Regions from separate parts of the Homo sapiens genome. Here region 1 is linked to region 2. Evidence: chromatin loops called from intact Hi-C (ENCODE). Cell type or tissue: Calu3. All regions are shown on one strand. Links, peaks and the distances in the headings refer to the core of each region. The heading gives the core; the rest is flanking DNA. Region 1 has its middle 75 kb from the start of EPHA3. Region 2 has its middle 8.5 kb from the start of EPHA3.

The links. A loop is a pair of places that touch in the nucleus more often than their neighbours do. Peaks named below come from ENCODE experiments on the same cell type or tissue, not always from the same donor. Only the 100,000 strongest peaks of a DNase experiment are listed, where the experiment ranks them.
Region 1: it touches region 2 in a loop (2.4-fold over the local background); 1 of 110 quality-filtered maps calls a loop at or near these places.

The regions. Positions count from the first base shown.
Region 1 is chr3:89,029,662-89,035,060 of GRCh38, reverse strand. No RefSeq gene overlaps it. Among named protein-coding and RNA genes, the nearest start is that of EPHA3, 75 kb to the left of the region's middle. In Calu3, for the core only: no CTCF peak of the experiment used is centred there; a DNase peak (open chromatin) is centred at 2,580.
Region 2 is chr3:89,096,422-89,101,820 of GRCh38, reverse strand. No RefSeq gene overlaps it. Among named protein-coding and RNA genes, the nearest start is that of EPHA3, 8.5 kb to the left of the region's middle. In Calu3, for the core only: a CTCF peak has its summit at 2,671 (motif pointing right); a DNase peak (open chromatin) is centred at 2,640.

The DNA of each region.
Region 1 (5,399 bases), core at 59-5,058, 67 kb after region 2:
GAGTCTACAGAGGCAGGCAGGCCTCCTTGAGCTGTGGTGGGCTCCCCCCAGTTCCAACTTCCAGGCCGCTTTGTTTACCTACTCAAGCCTCAGCAATGGCAGGCGCCCATCCCCCAGCCTCACTGCTGCCTTGCAGTTCGATCTCAGACTGCTGTGCTAGCAATGAGCCAGGTTCTGTGGGCGTGGGACCCTCTGTGCCAGGCGGGATATAATCTCCTGGTGTGCCATTTGCTAAGACCATTGGAAAAGCACAATATTAGGGTGGGAGTGAATCGATTTTCCAGGTGCCCTCTGTCACAGCTTTGCTTGGCTATGAAAGGGAATTCCCTGACCCCTTGTGCTTCCCAAGTGAGGCAATGCCTCGCCCTGCTTCGGCTCACGCTCGTTGCGCTGCACCCACTGTCCTGCACCCACTGTCCAACAAGCCCCAGTGAGACGAACCCGGTACCTCAGTTGGAAATGCAGAAATCACCCGTCTTCTGTGTCGCTTACACTGGGAGCTGTAGACTGGAGCTGTTCCTATTCGGCCATCTTGGAACCGCCCCTTGGAATAAAGCTTTTTCAATGGAGCTGGGAAGAATGGATGAGTAGTAATGCTCATAGCTTTTACTTCTTAGGAAGAAGTCAAAATGTTAGACAGGGAGCTGGGAGAAGAGTGAGTTCTATCTTCTTGGCTACACCTGCCTTCAGTAGAACTTTTGTCACACTGAGCTGGGGGAGGAGGGTGAGTAGGTTATAGGTGAAATGGCACAGATTCCAATTGCATAGACTCTATTGAGTAAATGTTTCTCCATTTGCTGTATGCCCTTAGGACAATTTCCAGAGACTTAAAGAGGTTTTATTTTTAATTTTTTGTTTTTGTAATTTTCATGAGCTATAGTTGCTTTGTGGAAAGTTATGGTTGTTTTGTTTTAGAAGACGGTCCAAAGCAATCCTCACATTACCATTCCACAAGTATTTCATGCCCTTTGTGCATTTTTCCAGTCTGGCAAGTTTGTCTTATGGTATTTATGTATTTTCCAGTTCCTTTACTTGCACATGTATTTTTGGAGGACAGATTCTATGCATCTGAGTTTTGTACACTCTTCTCAGTTGTTGTTTGCTAAACAATACACCATACTTTTCACATATAATAGTCTGGCTAAACCTCATCCATTCAAAATATTATATTTTCCCCTAATGGTCATCTTTATTTCCTTTTAGGCTACTTCTACTTTTCACATTTCTTTATTGTCTACTTTGACATATCTCATAATTCATAAAGCTCCGTGAACCAAAGCAATGATTCTTGGATGTACCCTAATCTCCTCAATTAATTTTGTTATATTCTTTTTATTCTCTACAAGTTGTTTAATTATTTTAGAAGTATGGGACCAAAGTTCCCAAATTACAGATCTAAATTATGGCATTGTTTATGAACAGGAATAGATTTACCACATGTTTTCAGCAATATTCCCAATGATAAATATAACTATATGTTATTGAGCACTTTCTATGAGTCAAGACTTCTAATTTTTTCACATGTATTTTTTAAATTTAATTCACACTAGTCTCTGCTAGTAAAATATTGAAAGCATAGTTTTATACATAAGGACAATAAGAAAGAGAAGTTAAGTAACTTGCCCAATATGACACAGTGACACAGCTGAATTATATATTTTAACAGGAAATAGAAAATATTTTCTCTTATCACAAATCCCATGAGATCATGCTCCACATTTAGTTGACACTTACAGTGTCAGCAACATATTAGGATATTTTTAGGGACCAGATAATAACAAATCTAGATACAGTATTAATATAGACAACTCAAGCAAATATTCTGATCAGGTGATTTAGCTTATGTATATAATTTTTCATATCCTCAAAATAATAAATTTATAGGAATGTTCTTAGAAAAAAATGAAATTTGGAGACAATAAGTTTTTATTTTCATGCGATTTTGGATTGAATATGTCTAACCGTAAAATAATGTTACTTTTTACAGTCTTTCCCCCCAAAATCTGCTATGTTTATGTGTTCAATTTATAATCTCCTTTTCCGTTATGTACACTGGGAACATGCTACATGGCTTACAGTAAGGAATCATTGTGATCTGAAAAGCCAAACCCAACATCATATTTCTTAGCTCTAATATCATTAGACAGTCATATTTTATAGCTGTGACAGCAAGGCTATGACAGATGACACTTTGAGAGTGTTGGGGGAGAAAGCTCATATAGCACTTAATCAAATGGTTGCAATGTCTGAAAGGATTAAAGTCAAGCAGACTATGACTCATAAAATTATGTTTCCTATTATTATCTTAAAACTGACAATGAAATACTGTCTTAAATGTGTATGTATGTGCGTGTATTTCCTATTCTTTCTGAAAAAAAATTTCCATAGCACAAAGTTAACATGATTTTTTTCCCAGCAAGTTTGTATATTGATTTTTTTGAAAGTATGCATGTATGTATGTACTTTCTATGCTTCCTGAATACTTGAAATAGTGTCTGTGGTAAACTGTGTATCAACACTACTTCCTAGCTAATGAGTATTAGACTATTGCATAACTGCAAACATCACACACACACACACACACACACACACACACACAGACAGAGTCTCTTTTACTCTCCCTCTAAAGAAAGAATAAACAAAAGAAAAAGAAGAAAGAAAGCAGGAAAGAAGAAAGAAAGAAAAAGAAAGAAAGAAAGAGAGAGAGAAAGAAAGAAAGAAAAAGAAAGAAAGAAAGAAAGAAAAAGAAAGAAAGAAAGAAAGGAAAGAGAGAGAAAGAAGAAAGAAAGAAAGAGAAAGAAAAAAGAAAAAGGGAGAGGAAGGAAGGAAGGATTACTTTTAAGGTTCAGAGATATTTGTTAATACATTTTTCAGTGTTTTCATTAGCAAAGTATATGAACAATTCCAATCCTAATTTATTGCCTAAGGTTAGAATAGAACTTGCCCTTTGTTGCCATGGTAAAAAAAAAAAAAAAGAAAAAGAAAGAAAGAATTTCCACTTACTACAGCTTACAAAAGCAAATATAAAAATTGGAAAATCTTCTAGCAAAGAAATTTAAAGTGTGTTGCCCTCCAAAATAAAATTTCCGTGTTCCTGAATGGCTACTTATAGATGCTTTCTCTCAAATGTTTTCTAAGAAAATTTATTGTCAAATTTTCCTTTTTATAATAATTCTAGATTTTCAAATAGAAAATTATAGCTAATGTTGTGTATGATGTTTCCAAAGTCTTCCTTTCATTATTGCATTACTCTTTATAATCATCATAGTCTGTTATAATGAAGAGCTACTTTGGATGTACAATAATGGCACTTTTGACAAATTTAACCACAAAGCAATGTTATCTATTAGAAACAAGTTACTGAAATAAAAAAAAAAATTAACAGTTAAAACAGATGTGACAAACCTTGCATAATGATTCATAAAATAAATGAGACATATTGAGTGCACAAGGCATGTTATGATTTCTTATACTTACAATAGGATAAAATAAGCTCCAGGTTAGTGCATTCATGAAGGTTGTCTAATTTTCAGAAACTGTTTTCTGACATTTAGCAAGAAATGCCTGTAATCTGTATAAGCATAACTAAAATTAAAATCTACTCTCTTTGCTTCCGCTACTATATAAATTCCACTATTTTGTACAGTTGAACTCCCCCTCTACACTATCTCTGGGGCCTAACGTAAGAAGAAGCCACGAACTCATTGAGTTGGTCTAAAACTATGTTTAAAACTCAAATGCTTATAGGTCTCAAATGAATGTAAATGAGTGTCAAACTAAAGCCTCTATGCACCTCCGCATTATTTCTGGTTTTCAAAAAGAGAATAACATCTAGATTGTTATATGAAAATTTCCGATTTTTAGTATTGGTTCAGAAAGTTTTAATGAAAAAATTTCAAACTCTATAATCAGAAATCACACACAAACTTATCACTGAAACATACACACATGCACACACACACACACACACGCATGCACCCCACCTATGTCCAACTGAGGCCTTCTGACAAATCTATGATGCTTTAGAAACTGATTTAACACTGAAACATTTCCATCTATATACCTAAAATTTAATTTTCAAGAGTAAACATATGAATTTTGACATCTGTATTTCATAATACCCCCATTGATTATATTTTCTTTGTACTTGATACATTCTTATTCAATTCAAATAATGACAATAGTAATGTTTGGTTGAAGAGATAGTGGACACAGTTACTTTTGCTAAAGTGAGGGAATCATAGGGAATACGGTTGTAGTTTTTAAAAATAGTGAACATTATCAAAATATTCATATTTTGTTTAATGAAACATGACCTTTTCCAAAACACACGTATATTTTTGAAATGCACATGAAACTTTGGCTTTAAGGATCACAGAAAATGATTAATTTATCTTGGTCATGATTTTAGCTGTCACAAACTCTCAAATGTTTTATTATACTCTTACTGAAACACGCACATTGCTCAACCGGTGGAAGCATCCTATGTACTAGACAGAATATATCCCAGCATGTAGCTTGCAAATGACATTTTATAAGCAGCATATGTCTAGATAAAATTGTCATATAAAGTTCTTATATTTCCTAAGCCTGTGGAAACAAGTCATCAAAGTTTATGTTGTCTTGAGAAAAAAATTTGTCAAAGCATTATTTTAAATCTCTGCAATTAAAAAAATATTAAAATGTAACATCTAAAGAGAATACTTAGGTCATAGCTAGTTAAGGCAGATTCACCGCTATTTCATTGATTTGAGAATAAGTTTTCTTATTCTCAATCTTAAAAGATTTCTTTTAATAGAAATCTTAAAATATTTCTATTAATATGATGTGATATTTTCCTGGGTAATAGACCTCTAATGTGCAATTGAAACTTCATTTAAAAACTGTGATTTTAATAAAAAACATACAATGAGTATCTGTCAAATTTAAATATCTTTAATAATTGTGTTATGTAACATATATGAAGGGGTTTGAAGATCTTCAGAATTTCATGGAAGTTTAGGCCCGGCTCAGTGGCTCACGCCTTTAATCACAGCACTTTGGAAGGCCAATGTGGGTGGATCACCTGAGGTCAGAAGTTCGAGATGAGCCTGGGCAACATGGTGAAACCCCATCTCTACTAAAAATACAAAAATTAGTCGGGTGTGGTGGTGTGTGCCTGCGATCCCAGCTACTCTGGAGGCTGAGGCAGGAGTATCACTTGAACCCAGGAGGCGGAAGTTGCAGTGAGCCGAGATCATGCCCCTGCACTCCAGCCTGGTTGACAGAGTGAGACTTTGTCTCTAAATAAATAAATTAATTAATAAAATAAAATAAAAATATAAAAAAATTAAAAAAAAAGAATTTTCTGAAGTTCAGTCTTGATGGTGTGGGTTTTTAATGTATCTATTTTGTTACAA
Region 2 (5,399 bases), core at 157-5,156:
GGCACAAATTAATTTACTGTATTTTAACTGATATCCACTGAATTAATATGTTGTAAACATGCAAGTTTATGCAATCAATATAAAAATTAGCATGCCCGAATTAATTGAAAAATGCTGATTATAAATTAGAAAGATTTAATCCAATTGTTATAAAGCTGTCCAAAAAAGCAAAAAAAGACTTATAAATGTGATTTGCTGGTTAGGATAAACCAATGCTATTTAAAACATACTCTTACATTCAATTTTATAATTACTTCTGAAACATTTTTCCATTTTTAAAACAAATTTTACTACTATCACTACTTCCTACTCTTCTGTTTCTCTTGCCAAAAGACAGTCAAAACAAGCCAAGAGTTCATCTTAACATCTAAGGAAAACATCCCAAGGCTCTGAGCAAACTCTGAGCAAGAGCATATGGGGCTTGAGATGGTGGAGGAGTGAAGGGAATGTTTTGGATGAGACAGGACTTATATAGTAGTCCTTTTAAAACCCATTTTTGAGAAATAATTATGAATATACATACATATGTATATTCATCATACACATACATATGGAATATTGTACCCATCAACAAGAAAGACCATACACTATCCAATAGTATTTTCTTAGAGCAGGGCATGTTAAAATGCAGAATTTTATTTAGGAAATCTTGAGCGGGACCTGAGATTCTGCATTTCCAACAAGCTCCGAGGTGATGATGTCTGCTGCAAGTGATGACACTTTGCAGCAAAGTTCTAAAATACATTGGTTGATTTGGAAAATTAGTGTAAATATGTATAATATATTCAAATAGAGACATTACAATATTAAAAAGTCAGATATGGTAAAAAAAAAAAAAAGTGGGAATACATGGCTCAGTCTATTCAAACTCATCTCCCAGTAAACTTCAAAACTAACCTACTGCTCCAGTCAACTATTTAGATAACACTACATTACTCTAAATCTCTTTCTTCTTTAAGGATGTCATAACAGATGCTATCTTTATGGCTTTATGTAGTCAAGACTACACCATCTTTTCTGTAGACTCTTATTTCACCTTTATCTAAATCACTCTTAGAAGCATTTCATCATTTACTGATCTGCATTGTCAGTTAACTGTTTCAAGTGTATGGATTTCCTTCCCAATATTTTAAGTTCTTTAACAACAAAATAAATGACCTAACATAATCCAGAAAAGTGAAAACATTATTCAGCACAAGAATGTAAAATAACCTATTTCATTTTGTTTCAGATATGTTAAATGGGTGATAATATAGTGGGATGATAATTTCTTGAGATATATATTAAAAGACCAAATTTCAACTATCCAAGAAGATATATACAGCTTAACAAACATGAGAATACCATTGTTAAACCCATGATTTAATACAAAATGAATTTGTGTTTGCAAATATTAAGAAATTTATCTAAAGATGAAAAACTAATGTCCTTTTATTTATCAATTAATTTTAAATATCAAATGACATTTTCATTCCTTAATGTATTGTTATGTGGTTCAGTAAAACAAGCAATGGCAATATGGCCTATTGATTGAAGGGAATTTTTAAAAGGATGTCATAACAGATGCTATGTTTATGGCTCAGATCAAAGTAAGAGGACATCCAAAATAGTTTTCTACATAAAGCAAAAGGTGATAAAGGATTATTACATGCTCTGTGGAAGAATTTTGAGAACACGTGACTTCAATTTTGTTTCTGAACTATCTCACAAGCTTGAACATAAAATAGAATGACTCAATACAGAAAAATTAACAGATTATGTACTTGTCTAACCATAGTCATCAATTCAGTTGGGAACTGGAAAAATAATCCTTATTAAGTCATCGAGGCCTTATATTCAACAGCGTCAAACATTTGTGATTTTTCACGGATGCTCTGGTTTCCGCAAGTGTCCAAATAACCTCACCTGCTTTTCCAATTTGTCTCCTAGACTATGCTGTGGGTCAGTGATCCCTATTATGTCACATCAATACAGTGGTTAAATAATGATAAATAATTTAAAGTGTGGCAGGTAGTCCACATCTTAATGTCAATCATCTTTATCCATGCAATATTTCCCAAGTTAAATGGAAGCTATTTCCGTTTCTAACTCTGGGTTTTTACTATCCAAATATGGTTTATTTACACACAAAATTACAGGTTTTACAAAGATGATTGAAACTCAGAATTAACTCAGTTTGAAAAATAAATCAAAGTAAGGGAGATTGCACCTAAAATACTTAAAAATAATTACAAATACAGTGATACAGTTTTCTAGAAAAATGAGTATGCCCTCATTCAATTTTTAATCATGGCAATGAAGGGATTCAAAATTTTCGTTTTATATTCTTATTTAAGATGCATTTATTTTGCAATTCCTATGATTTAATTAAGCATCTCAAATATTCAGTAATTTTTTTTGAAACATATGTACAAGTAAAGCCTCAACTGAAAACTTGGATGTTTTTCAATTCACCTTAGAGTAAAAAAGGTGGAATACATTTACAAGTCCACATGCAGGAAGTCTGTCTGTTGGGTGGTATCATCACATCTAAACAAATGAAGGAATAGAGTCACATACCAGTCCTCACTTCCCTCGATTTCATGAAAGATTTTTTTATTGTCAAGTCGCCGGCATAGGGCACTGCTATAAGCCGTGCTCTCCACTAGAGGGCTCTAAAGAGGCAGCAGCCTCTGCGGCTGAAGATTAGGGTATTTAGATCTGTTTATTGAGGCGGTTCATTGACATAGAGGCCTTCACAGGAATAAGCACAATTTTATTTTTAGGTTCAGTTTAATTAATTTCCTGATTAGTAGTAATTAAGAAGGGTATGAATGCATGTGTACATCTGTGAGTTTTAACTAATTACATCACCTCGTATTTACCTTATCTGGACTGTATGATTAGTTCATTATAGCCCTGAGGAATCAAGAAAAGGTGTCACATTGTCACATTTGATTTCCTGTTCAGATAAATCTACCCATTTCCACACTAAAGAGTGTTTAGATAAGTGGCACATTTTCTTTATTTTTAAATCTTTCTTCTTTATATGCAGTGTTTCCTCATTTAATTTCCCCATGAAAATGTTCATGAGAATGGCAGGAGTGTAAGATTTAACGTATATTCCAGATATTTCCTAAAAAAAAAAAAAAAAGTGTCTCTGTAAAATTTGCAGTAAAAGGTAAGGAAATATGATAAAATTGACATTTAAAAAACAGGATCACTACAATGAATAGTTGTCTTAAGAAGTCCCTTTAGTGTCTGGGGCAGAGGGAAGACAGGGGCTCGCCTTCACAAAGGTATTGTGGAAAGCAACAACTATAGAAAAAACTGAATTATTTTTAGCACTTTTATTTAAAGGTATAAGCTTCAAGGAAGATCAAGAGAAAAATGGATAGACCAAATGTCCTAAACCTTTTTGGGCAGCAGCATACCTGACATTCCTGTGGAATGTGTCTTGCTCCCTTCAGTAAAAGTGATGTACCCTAGTGTGATTTTCAGAAGAGACATGATGCACTGTTTGAATAGTGCATAAAAAATCTTTGTAATATGAGAACACTTGGACACAGGAAGGGGAACATCACACACCGGGGCCTGTTGTAGGGTGGGGGAGGGGGGAGGGATAGCATTAGGAGATATACCTAATGTAAATGACGAGTTAATGGGTGCAGCACACCAACATGTCACATGTATATATATGTAACAAACCTGCACGTTGTGCACATGTACCCTAGAACTTTAATAATAATAATAAATATATATATATATATATATATATAAAATCTTTGTAAGGATGATCTTCTTTGGAGAAGAACATGCCTAATGTAGAAAAAATAAATCTATATTCTGTATCTACTATAAAAACTTGCAGTCATCTATTTTTAATGTTCATCAGAAGCATAACTTCTACAGTATCTAACAATGTTATTGTTTAACAATATTGTAAGTCAGCATTATATGTCATGGGTTGCTGGTTATCCTTCATTTATGGAGTAATATGCCAAACATAAGAAAAACAATGTTGTATTATGATGAGAGCAGTGAAGTGCAGAATACTATTTTGTTAGAAATATAAGGATAACTCATGAATGCTAAGTAGCCTTACAGACCACCTGTGACCAAATTCTGATCCTGCCAAAGAATGTCTTCATCCAAACACTCTGGAATTAAGTGCCAGGGGAGCAGTGATTGTGGTCTGCTTTGCTCACTGTTGTATTCCCAGCATCTAGAACTGTGTCTGGCACATAGTAGGTCTATAATCAATATTGGGTGAATGAGTGAAAATGTAATTATTATTTATGATAATAAAGTTTTATTTTTTATAGTTATGTTTTGTCTTCTTTTGGTTTAATTTTACACCAGATTTCAACACCCTACCTATTCACTTACTTCTTTAATTTTCCCTTTCAAACAGTTTAACATAGCCCAGAAAATTTAGCAAAATAAGTTAATCACATAGTAATGTGTTAATAATAATTATTCAATTATATTTCAATAAATTAATACATTTCTTGCATTTTGATGAAAGATTAAAGCAGAAATCATATACTCTCCTTTAAAACATAGACAACTGGTTGACCAAACAATGTTAAGGGACTGTTTACATAAACTATTGACCCTAGAGAGAAATAGTCAAAAATTATCCTCAGGGTAATCAATAAATAAATGACAAAATATTTCTGTTTGTTGTTTTAATTTATTTAACAAACTTTATGTTAACTTATTTATCATTCATAATAAATTGATTTTATATAAAGAAATTTAAAGAGTGAAGAAAGCGAAACAAAATTACAATTGAACAAAATAATGTAAATTATTTTCAATGTGTAAGATTATTACATCTCTTTAGTTTTAGTTTTTGAAATTTAAAATCCTTAAAAAGCAATATTTTATTTTGTGGATTTTTTTTCCCAGAACAAGAAGGAGGACATTCTTATACTACTAAGCTTCCAGCAAATCAAATCACACAGACAGAGAGCCTAGGCCACATGCTTGCATAAATAATAAAGGAGTTAATGGTTTTATATGAACATTTTAAATGGCTCCAGAAATAATCATTATATGCAGACAAATTTCAATTTTTTGACTTCCTTCACAAAAGCTATTTAATGGGGAAGGAGTGAATAAAGGGACTACAGAGGTTTTTGAGGGCAGAGAAAATACTGCATGATATTATAATGATAGCTGTGTATCACTATAAATGTGTCCAAACCCATAGAATATACCCTATTGTAAACTATGGACTTTGGGTGAAGTGATGTGTGGATGTAGGTTCATCAGTTGTAACAAGTGTACCACTCTGTTGGGAGGTGCTGATAATGCAGGAGGCTATGCGTGTGTGAGGGCAGGAGGTATATGGGAAATCTCTGTATTTTCCTCTTAATTTTGTTGTACACCTCAAACTGCTCTGAAAAATAAAG